2 separate regions of the Homo sapiens genome follow, and region 2 is linked to region 1. The links are chromatin loops, found by intact Hi-C in ENCODE. Cell type or tissue: Caco-2. All regions are shown on one strand. Each heading gives the region's core, and the rest is flanking DNA. Links, peaks and the distances in the headings are about the cores only.

Region 1 (6,077 bases), core at 1,205-5,204:
TGTCAAAACCAGTGAGTGGATAAGCTGGTTGAGAGGAAGCCCCTGCTAGCAGAGTATAGAGGGCTGGGCCCTGGATTAGGAGTCCAGAGCCCTTTATATATCCATGGGAGGGAGGTAAACAGGGAGAGAGGGAGAAGGAAGCAGAGGGAGAGAGAGGGAAAAGGAAGTAGTATATTCTAAGCTATTTCCTACAGAATCTTTTTCTTGCTTAGATGTAAGTCCAGGTCTGGCAAGGGCAGGGTGGGCAGAGGGAACAGTGGTGGGCATGGGATGGGCACAAAAGTGCCTCTGTCCTCTGTGCTGAGGATTCAAGGTGAGGTGAGAACCAGACTTAGTGTCTCCATGAATCAAAAATATGGAGTGGAAAAGCAAAAAATTTAGTTGAAGGAACTTTTTATTTGGTAAGCTTCATGCCAAGAAGCTCAGCTAATTGTTTTCCACTAAATCAATCAGGTGAACCAATTTGACCAAAACGGACCAAATGGTCTGCTTAGTTTTGATGTCATGTAAACAATAACTTCTCCCTGGGCCCCAGTTTTCCTACTAATACTAGTCTTATGTATGATGCCTATTACTTATATAATAGCAACACTATAGAATTATTTCTTAGGTTAGTTTCTCTGGTTCGGGATACACTTCTCCCCCACCTTCAATTCCAAAACAGCTGCTCAGAGCTAGAAGAGAGCTGCATTCCTTTTTTTTAACAGCTACTCAGAGGTAGAAGAGAGCTGCATTCCACCCCCCACACACCCTTTTTTTTTTTTTTTTTTTTTTTTTTGAGATGGAGTCTCACTCTGTTGCCTAGGCTGGAGTACAGTGGTGCAATCTCGGCTCACTGCAACTTCCACCTCCTGAGTTCAAGTGATTCTCATGCCTCAGCCTCCCCAGTAGCTAGAATTACAGGGGCCCACCATCACGCCCAACTAATGTCTGTATTTTTAGTAGCAACGGGGTTTCTCCATGTTGGCCAGGCTGGTCTCAAACTCCTGATTTCAGGAGATCCACCCATCTCGGTCTGTCAAAGTGCTGGGATTACAGGAATGAGCCACCGCACCTGGGCATGCATTCCTCCTCTTAAAATTTCATTCTTTGACATTCCAGTGAAGGATGAGGAGTTTATCTGCAACATGGCAGCTGTTAACCTGGAAGGTCTGCACAAAGTGGCCCAATTGTAGTAGCATTCCAGTTGGGATCAGACCCCAGTGCTGCCTCCTCTAACCAGCATCCAAACTTCTAATCCTAGGCTGGCTGGATATCCTTCAAATCTTCTGGGTTCCATGGAGTTGGTTAGACTTTTCCTTTCCTTCCCACCTCCAGTCCTACCCCATCTCTCCCATCCTTTACCTGGCCCAGACACTTTTCTAGGATAAAGGCTTATTTTCAGCACTCTATCGCTTATTATCTCTTTCTTTTTCTCAGGTGATTTTGCCCCCTCCCGCCTTGAGTCTTGATTTGGCTACAACATAAGAGGATGTCTGATGCAAACTAGCTAAAACCATGTAAAAGCTTTCAACTTGGGAAACACTAAGCTCCCCAAAGTCAGGTGCCAGCTCCTTTCTAAAGCCCTGGCTTCCTAGTTCAAGCCCCATACCTAATAGGCTATGGGTTGAGGACAAAGTTTGCCTTAGATCATAGAGATTTCCAAGTTGCTGCAGGTGTTTGAGTACCTAGTCACTGGAAATGGGCATTGAGGGGTAGGAGGAGTTGGGCCTTGATTATCAAAATGTGATTTTGACTAGAATGATCTGAGATCTATCCAGCACGGATATTCTCCGTCTAATCAACTTCATCTCTCTGAGCCTCAGTTTCCTCCTTTGCAAAATAGAGATAACTCCGCTGGGTGTAGTAGCTCACACCTGTAATCCCAGCACTTTGGGAGGCGGGAGGATCACTTGAGCCCAGGAGTTCAAGAGCAACCTGGGCAACACAGAGAGACTCCATCTGTATTAGACAGACAGAGAGAGAGAGAGAGAGAGAGAAAGAGGGAGCTCTCCACATCCTGCCAACTTCACAGAGCTATGGGGGTGCTAATTAGATGGCCATCCAGGTGGTAACCTATTATGGCCAGATTGCCCTGGCATTCTAATTGTTAGATGTTGAAAAGTAGCTGAAGTATATGGAATACTCCATGGATGTAAAGAGGTTAGATAACAAGTATTAGAATCATCCGAGCTCCAGAATCAGCATCCCTTTGGGGTGAGGGGACAACTCCAGGAGACAATGGCATTGTATGCTCCAGGTCTGAAGAGGGGAATGGATGGAAGAGAAACTTGTGGTCTGAGCCCTTCATGTATGGAAAGTTGTCTTGCTTTACTCCTAGGAGTTCCAAGCCAACCAGGAAATTGATTTCTAAGATCACTTCATTTAAACATCATTGGGCTGCATAAATTCCATCTCAGCCCACAAAATATGCTTTGACCCCTGCCTAAGCTCCTATTACCCCCACTGGTCTCCATTTTCCCTTCACTTATTATCCTTTCCTCCCCTCACCCAATTTTCTAAGCACCACAACCAGCCTGCCAGCAGCCAGCTCACTCAGGGCCTCATCCTTTGGACAAATTCCTAGAACTCACGGCCCAGATGGGAGAATAATGAAGATTCATTTACCCCAGGACTCTTGCTTGATTTGTTGTTGAGCCTCTGCCTGATTTTCAGTCATCAGCCCCCAATTTTATTCCCAGAGCCAGCAAGGGCCAAGCCTCATTTTCCTGGGGGCCCAAATCCTCCCCCATTTTCCTTCCATCCAGGCTTCAAGCCAGAGGCCAAACGGGGGTCAAGGATGACGGCTCATTGGCAGGGCCAAGCAGGTGGCCCTGCCCTAGGTTCAGCCCTAGGGAGCTTCTTGTTTTCTCCTGAACTTCCAAGAATCTCCATTCCCAGATGAGGCATGCTGTCAGATCTTGGCATATGACACCAAATATGTCCCCCTTTCCCTCTTCTGCCTGAGTCTAAATGTCCCTTTTCCTTTGACCTACAATGTAGAAGATTCTTGCTAAGAGCTGGATGAGGAAGGCTTCATGGGGTGGGGCGGGGCGGGGGGTGGTGGGTCGCATCAACTAGAGTGCAATTCTATGTGCGAAGAGGGAAAAGCCCAGCTTCCGAACCTCCAAGATAGCTTGTTTAAAATTTCTATTGAAAGAATCTAGGGGTATTTACCTCTCAGCTCTGGACGCTGAGTTTTCAGACCTGCATATTTTGGGTAGAAGGGCCTGTGTCAGGCTGTGAAGCCAGTTCCTGGCAGGCCAAATGTGGCAAAGAACCATTCAGTAAAGCAGCCAGCCCAGCAACACAGGCCCAGGAGGCAGCTTCGGAGCTGGTTCAGCTACAGAAGGTCTGAGACGCCTCTTCCAAGCCCCTTTAGGAAGCCTGACTCTCTGGCTTTCAAGCTGCCTGCTGTCCCCAATCCCTCTCTTTCTGGTGCAGACACTGAAGAAAACGGTTGTCTCTTGTTTCCTGCCTGGAGCAGCTGGGGCTACTTGAATATTCTGCGGGATATTCCTGGAAGGTGACCTCCCTGTATCCTCCTCTTTCGGAGACAAAGGCAAAGCAGGATGTGGTTGGGAATTACACTTTTAAGGAACAGGACCATTAGGTGACGCTAAGCCTCTTAGCCACTATGTGGCGCCATTTACCCATTTTTCTGTGCAAGGTTAGTGGGCGGTGGCTACACGCAAAGCAAACCAAATATCAAAACTCGAAAACTTTTCAGGGATCTAGTTCTGACTAGGCTCCTAATATGTTGAGGGTACTTGGGCAAATCTCTTGACCTCTAGGCGCCTCAGTTCCTCATTTTGTGAAATAGGAGACAGATGGTGGGGGGGTCCCTGAAATCCCTTCCAGCTTCATAATTTTGCAACTATGTGAGTGAATTCCCAATGAACATCCAAGCGATGCAATTTTGGGCCTTTGGGTCACACACAGGGTGGGTAAAAAAAAAAAAATAAAAGCGCACAAGGGCCAAGGCATGGGTTTGGGGGTGAGGGTGAGAAGGGGGTGGTCATGGAAGCAGGGATCCTCTACAACACATGGGCCAGGATTTTTCTTGAGCTTTCCATGGCGCTAGGGAAAAGATAAGGAGCCATTCATTTGCTTAGTAAACATTGATCACAAACTAGATGCCAGGCACTGTGTGATAGAGGCAAGGCTGCGGTGGTGGGTGGGAGAGAAGTGAATGGTGGGTGGGACACCAAGATGAGTAAACCTCAAAGTGTTTACCAGCCAGTGGGGAATAGATGAGTAAACAAATAACCAGTGCACAAGGAAGAATGGAGTCTGTGCTAAATAGAACTATAAACTGCTGGAGGTGACAGGGAGGAAGGAGGGATATATTCTGACCAGATAAGAAAGGTCTCACAGAGGAGGAGCCATTTTAACTGGGCTTTGAAAGATGAACAGATGTCTGTGTGTGGTGGGGGAGGGGTTTGGAGAAAGGGAGAGCAGGAGGGGGAGGGAAAGGCAGGCATTCTGGGCAGAAGGAATGGCTTAAGGAAAAATGAGGGATGGGTACATTATGCTGTTTTGGCGGAATAGGGAGTAGTCTGAGGTGGCAGGAGAGACGGAGTGGGAAAAGAGTTCACAAAAATGGTTTGGGGCCAGATTCTGGATTTACAGAGACTTTTCACCTGGTCAGATAAGGTACAGAGCGTATGGGACAGGCTCCCAAGATATGGACAGAGTTCTAGCCCTCCCGTATGGAGAGGGCAAGACCCAGTACTTCATACGTATACAAGGCCACCAAGGGACAGTTAAGGTGAACAAGGCAGGCAAGCCTGACTGAAAGTATGGTAGATTAAAGGGGAAGGGAGCCTGAGAGGGCATTCTGAAGGAGGGCAGTCTTCCAACAGCGAGTATTCCACTCTCCTCTGTCCTAAAACCTACATAGTAGAAGCTTTTAAAAATTATTTAACTTATTATTATTATTTTTTTTTGAGACAGAGTCTCGCTCTGTCACCCAGGCAGGAGTGCAATGGCATGATCTCAGCTCACTGCAACCTCAGCCTCCTGAGCAGTTGGGATTAAAGGTGCTCACCACTATGCCTGGCTAATTTTTGTATTTTTAGTAGAGACAGAGTTTTACCATATTGGCCAGGCTGGTCTCCAGCTCCTGACCTCAGGTGATCCACCTGCCTCAGCCTCCCAAGGTGCTGGGATTACAGGCGTAAGCCACTGTGGCTGGCTTATTTAACTTTTATTTTAGGTTCAGGTTTGTTATATAGGTAAATTGCATGTCACGGGGGTTTGACTGTAGATTATTTAGTCACCCAGGTAATAAGCACAGTACCCGATAGGTAGTTTCTCAATCCTCTCCCTCCTTCCACCCTTCACCCTCAAGTAGGCCCTGGTTTCTGTTGTTTCCCTCTCTGTGTCCATGTGTTCTCATCATTTAGTTCCCACTTATAAATGAGAGGATGCAGTATTTGGTTTTCTGTTCCTCATTAGTTCACTTAGGATAATAGCCTCCAGTTCCATTCATGTTGTTGCAAGGCACATGTTATCACTCCTTTTAATGACTGTGTAGTATTCCTTTTCTTTTTTTGGAGACAGATTCTTGCTCTATTGACATGGCTGGAGTGCAGTGGCATGATCTTGGCTCACTGCAACCTCCACCTCCTGGGCTCAAGGGATTCTCATGCCTTAGCCTCTTGAATAGCTGGGGTTACCGGTGTGTACCACCATTGCCAGCTACTTTTTGTATTTTTGGTAGAGATGGGGTTTTGCCATGTTGCCCAGGCTGGTCTCGAACCCCTGGCCTCAAGTGATCCACCAGCCTTGGCCTCCCAAAGTGCTGGGATTACAGGCGTGAGCCACTGCATGCAGGCTTTTTATGTCTACATAGTATTCTATGGTTTATATGCACCACATTTTCTTTATTATTATTATTATTATTATTATTGAGACAAGGTCTGACTCTGTCGCCCAGGCTGGAGTGCAGTGGCATGATCTCAGCTCACTGCAACCTCTGCCTCCCGGGCTCAAGTGATTCTTGTGCCTCGGCCTCTCAAGTAGCTGAGACTACAGGCGTGTGCCACCACACCTGGCTACTTTTTGCATTTTTAGTAGAGATAGGGTTTCACGAT
Region 2 (4,940 bases), core at 203-4,202, 620 kb after region 1:
CTGCAGGCAGAATAGTTAGTAGAAGGTGGAGGAAGCTCTTTTCTGGAACAACAGAAGGGAAGTTGGGATGTTGCTCAGCTTTAGTGAAGTTCTTATATGGCAGGGAGTGGACTTGACAACACAGAGATTTTATAGGTACAGTACTTTTATTGGGAGGAAGGTCAATAAAATGCACTTATAAGTGCTATCAAATTGATATTCTGTGAGGCTTTCTACAGACTCATTTCTGATCTCTCCCTCTCTCTTTCTCTTTCTACCCATGATGCGCCCCACCCTCTGCCCCCTGCCACCCCGTGTGTGTGTTTGTGTGTGTGTGTGGTGATGTAACAATTTCAGCCTGGAAATCAGAACACAGGAGCCCTAGTTCAGGCTCTTTCATTAACTTGCTGCGTAACTTTGGTCTAATTACTTCCCTTCTCTCTAGCTAGATTTCCTGCCTTGATTCTTTCCTTTCTGCCTTCCTTCCTTCTGTCCTTTTGTCCTCCCTCCATCTCTCCTTCCCTCTATATCCTTTTTCTTCCTTTTATGAAGATATTTGACTATAATGTTTCTTCAGATTCTATGTATTTCTAGAATTTCATAATAGAGCAGTTATCTTTTCTTTAGTCCCTATGGTGTATTTTTTTTTCCAGCCATTAGATGGCAATAGTGTTTGTAAGAACAACCTGTCAGCTCCACGCAGTTCCTATTAAACTTTTGTTTTACTCCTGTAAATTTCATTCATATCTGGGGGGAAAAACATCCTTGAACAAGTGTCTTCAACGCTTTAATAATATTAACCTAGTCCTGAGTTTGACAAACACTTGACATAAAGCTGGTCTCCTCAGAAATAGAAAGGACAATTTGGAGGCTATTGCAGTTTTCTCTGTGAGAGAAGCTTGTGGCTTGGACTCGGGAAGTGGCAGTTTAAACGAAAAAATAATTTTGAAGGAATTGCTGATAGGATTTACTGATGCAATAGATAACGGTGGTAAGGGAAATAGAAGAAGTAGATGTGGAAAGAAATGAGTAGACCCTTTCTTTCAACGTGTTTATAAACTAGTAGAAGGGATCATTTTAAAAGAGAGGGGCACTTAGCCCTTTAACATGTGGTTTAGATATAAAGTGCATTAGAGGTGGAGAAGTGAAGAATGTAGAACTCTATTTGGGCCAAAATAGTCAGGGAGGGCTTTCTGGAAAAGAAACATGAATTGAGTCTTGGATAATGAGTGGACTCTCATAGATACTTGGGGGTGGGGTGGGCAGGTAAGTTCCAGAAAGAGGATAACAAAATGAATGAAGATTTCAAGGTAGGAATGAATGAGATGTGTGAGAGAAACAGTCAGAGTTCCATGTAGTTGGAGTGCTAGTTGAGTTTGAGACAATGTGTGGGAGGTGGAACTGGATTGGTAGTTTGGTGCCAACTCATAGAAGGCTTTGAAAGCCAGGAAGAAGAGTTTGTAGTGATGGGATAAGCACTGAGCAGCAAAGTAAGGAAACAATGAGAGTAATGTTCTAAGAAATTTAGCTTCTTTTGATCGACATTGAGTTTGAGTATCCTTGAGTTAGAAATTTGGAGCTTAAGATCTGGTCCAGGCAACTTCACAACACAGACATTTAAGACTGTTACCTGCACATTCCATTGTAAAAAATGAGTGAAGGACCTTCTAAAGCTGTCTTAGGTAAGCATCCCTCTGCAATCAAGACATTCTCTTTCTTTTTACCTAACTATTGAAGTCTACTTTATTTCTTTGGTACTTGATAGGAGACAACTCATCAATGTTTTTCTTGGAATAAGAATTATTACAGCTATATTTACTTATTTATAGCATCACTTAACTGAACATTGAATATGTTCTATACTAAGCACTGTTCACAAATTATTGTGTTTAATTGTAAAACAACCAAATAAAGTAAAATAATCCTCATTTTACTGATGAGGGAACTGAAAAACACAGAGGTTTAGCAATTGCCACAAGGTTTTATGTGTGCATATATATATATATATATATATATATACACACACACACACACACATAATATATTTTTATATATGTATATATATATGATTTATATATAATAAATGAAAGATAGGGTTACCAACCATGGCAGTTTGCCTAGTACTGAGGGGTTTCTAGGAATATGGGACTTACAGTGCTAAAACTAGAAACACCCTGGAAGAAGTTGGTTATTCTAGCGGCAGAGTTTAGTTTTAATAAACCCAGTGTATGTAGCTTTGGAGCCGGAGCTCTTAACCTTTGAGCCCATTACTCTCAATAAACTTTAAATACTCTTTTATCTATGTGTAGTTAAGGCAAGAGCCTTATCTGAGACTATCTGAAACTAACTCTTTTCTGCAGTATGCCTAGGGAAAGGCAGGAAATCCCCCAGGCACTACCCAGGGATGTTCTGAGTCAGATTTTTCTCTCTGATCCTCCCTCAGGGACATTTGAGATTTATTGCCAGGCAGGCAGCCATCGAGAAGCAGGGATGAGGGCAATCTATAATGTCTCCCAGTGTCCTGGCCACCAAGCCACCCCTCGCCAACGCTACCAAGCTGCAAGAATCTACTATATCATGGCAGAAGAAGTAGAGTGGGACTATTGCCCTGACCGGAGCTGGGAACGGGAATGGCACAACCAGTCTGAGAAGGACAGGTAAGGCTTCATAAATGGAGAGATTACACTTTTAGAAAAACATTTTGCAAATGAGAATACTGAAATTCTGAGATGAGGAGACTCTTATCTCAGGTCTCCTAATGTGATACCAACAGATTTGGGAGATGGGGCTATAATGCAGCTCTTATGAATTCTAGCTCACTGCTGCTTCCATATTGATATAGGGAGGGAATAAAGCTTGCCCACACCTTCACCCTCTTAATCTTTGTCTCTCTTCTTTCAGTTAGCTGGAAGTATTTACCCTGGGACTTAAATTTTACAGGATTTACTCAAGGGATTGAATGTCTCAAGCTCAGCTGTCCCTTGACAAAATGGCATTGCATTTATTAAGGTACAGACTAAGCTATGTAGCAGAAAATGTCTAAAACAGAGTGATTTAAATATGATAGAATTTTATTTCTTATTCACATAATAATACAAATATGAGCAATTCAGGGCTGGCAGGTGAACCCTATCATCCTCAGCACTTGCTTTCCTTTCTGGGGCCAAGATGTCTGTTCCAGTTGTAGCTATTCCCGGCTATCATGAAGAAAGAAAGAAAGAAGTCCAGGGCAAGCAGCATTGTCTATAAGGACACAGCATGGAAATTGTATATATCACTTTTTCTTATACTCTGTTGTTCTGAACTAATTCTTATGGCCATAATTGGCTGCAAAAAGAGTCTAAAAGATGTAATCTCTAATTAGTCAGCCATGTGCTCAGCTAAAAGTTAGGTGATTCTATTACTAAAAAAGAAGGAGAGAACGGAAATGGAGATACAAATTAGCAGTCTCCACTACTTTGTTTTTGGTGCTGTCACTACACTTTAGCAATTTTTACTCTTTGCGTTGTTCGTTGAAGGTTGAAGTCTTCCTGCTAAACATCTAAAAATTTTACTTTATTTTTAATTCTTGATTTTTGATGTTCAGATAGACATACAATTATGAAAACAAAAATCCATGGAATGTATGCTAAGTTTTCTGTAAACAGAAGCAGATAACTGGGCTGGACATTTTTTTGAAGATTCCATCTATCACCTCTGTCTATATACATGCTAAAAGGAAAATATGTTACTAATTGATACTGACTTTGAAAACACTAATTTAAGCCACAATTGAATTATCAGCAACTACTGAGAATAAAATTTGACTTTATGTAGAAATCAGTTATTTATTTAGTTCCTCTCACTTGTTTCTGATCAGAACCCAGTGAGATACTTCTAACAAGATCTTATAATTTAAAAAAAAGAAAAAGGAAAAGAGATATTTACATCAGTTTTTTAAAAATATAATATTAGTTGCTAGCATTCAGGTAGGGCCCAAGTGAGAATGGTTTTTTTAATAATTTGGACTTTTATTATAGATTCAGGCAGTACATGTGCAGGTTTCTTACATGGGTATATTGTGCAATGCTACATTTTAGAATATAAATGATCCTGTCATCCAGGTAGTGAGCATAGTATCCAATAGTTAGTTTTTCAACCGTTTTCCGCATCCCTCCTCCCCCTTTAGTAATCCCCAGTGTCTCTTGTTAAATCTTTCTTTTAATTAATTTCAACTTTTATTTTAGGTATGGGGGTACATGTGCAGGTTTGTTACATGGGCATGTTATGTGATGCTGAGGTTTGGGGTACAGATCCCATCACATAGGTAGTAAGCATAGTACCCAATAGTTTTTCAACCCTTGCCCTCCACCCCAATTTCTATTGTTGCCATCTTTATGTCCATATGTACCCAATGCATAGCTACCACTTATAAGTGAGAACTTTTTTGTTTTCTGTTCCTGCATTCATTTGCTGAGAAATTAATGGCCTCCAGGTACATCCATGTTGCTGAAAAGGACATAATTTCATTCTTTTTCAAGTCTGCATAGAATTCCATTGTTTGTACATACCACATTTTCTTTATCCAGTCCACCACTGATGGGCACCTAGGTTGATTCTATGTCTTTGCTATTGTGAATAGTGCTGTGATGAACATATGAATGCATGTGTCTTTTTGATAGAATGATCTATTTTTCATGCTTTTTTTTTTTTTGAGATAGAGTCTCAGTCTGTCACCCAGGCTGGAGTGCAGTGGTGTGATCTTGGCTCACTGCAACCACCACCTCCCAGGTTCAAGCAATTCTCCTGCCTCAGCCTCCCAAGTAGCTGGGACTACAGGTGCACGCTGCCACACCCATATATTGCCCATTTTTAATGGGGTGATTTGTTTTTTGCTTGCTGAATTGTTTCAGTTTTTGGAAATTTTAAAAAGTGACTTCCCGTCTCTGAACCTGGGTATACTCATCTTGAAAATGATGCAG

The links. A loop is a pair of places that touch in the nucleus more often than their neighbours do. Peaks named below come from ENCODE experiments on the same cell type or tissue, not always from the same donor. Only the 100,000 strongest peaks of a DNase experiment are listed, where the experiment ranks them.
Region 2: it touches region 1 in a loop (8-fold over the local background); 4 of 110 quality-filtered maps call a loop at or near these places.

What each region holds. Positions count from the first base shown.
Region 1 is chrX:65,578,502-65,584,578 of GRCh38, forward strand. No RefSeq gene overlaps it. Among named protein-coding and RNA genes, the nearest start is that of LAS1L, 47 kb to the left of the region's middle. In Caco-2, for the core only: a CTCF peak has its summit at 3,649 (motif pointing right); a DNase peak (open chromatin) is centred at 3,620.
Region 2 is chrX:66,200,942-66,205,881 of GRCh38, forward strand. HEPH (hephaestin) reads left to right here. Exons shown (of 21, transcript NM_001367233.3): 13 at 2,423-2,636. Among named protein-coding and RNA genes, the nearest start is that of HEPH, 39 kb to the left of the region's middle. In Caco-2, for the core only: no CTCF peak of the experiment used is centred there; a DNase peak (open chromatin) is centred at 2,380.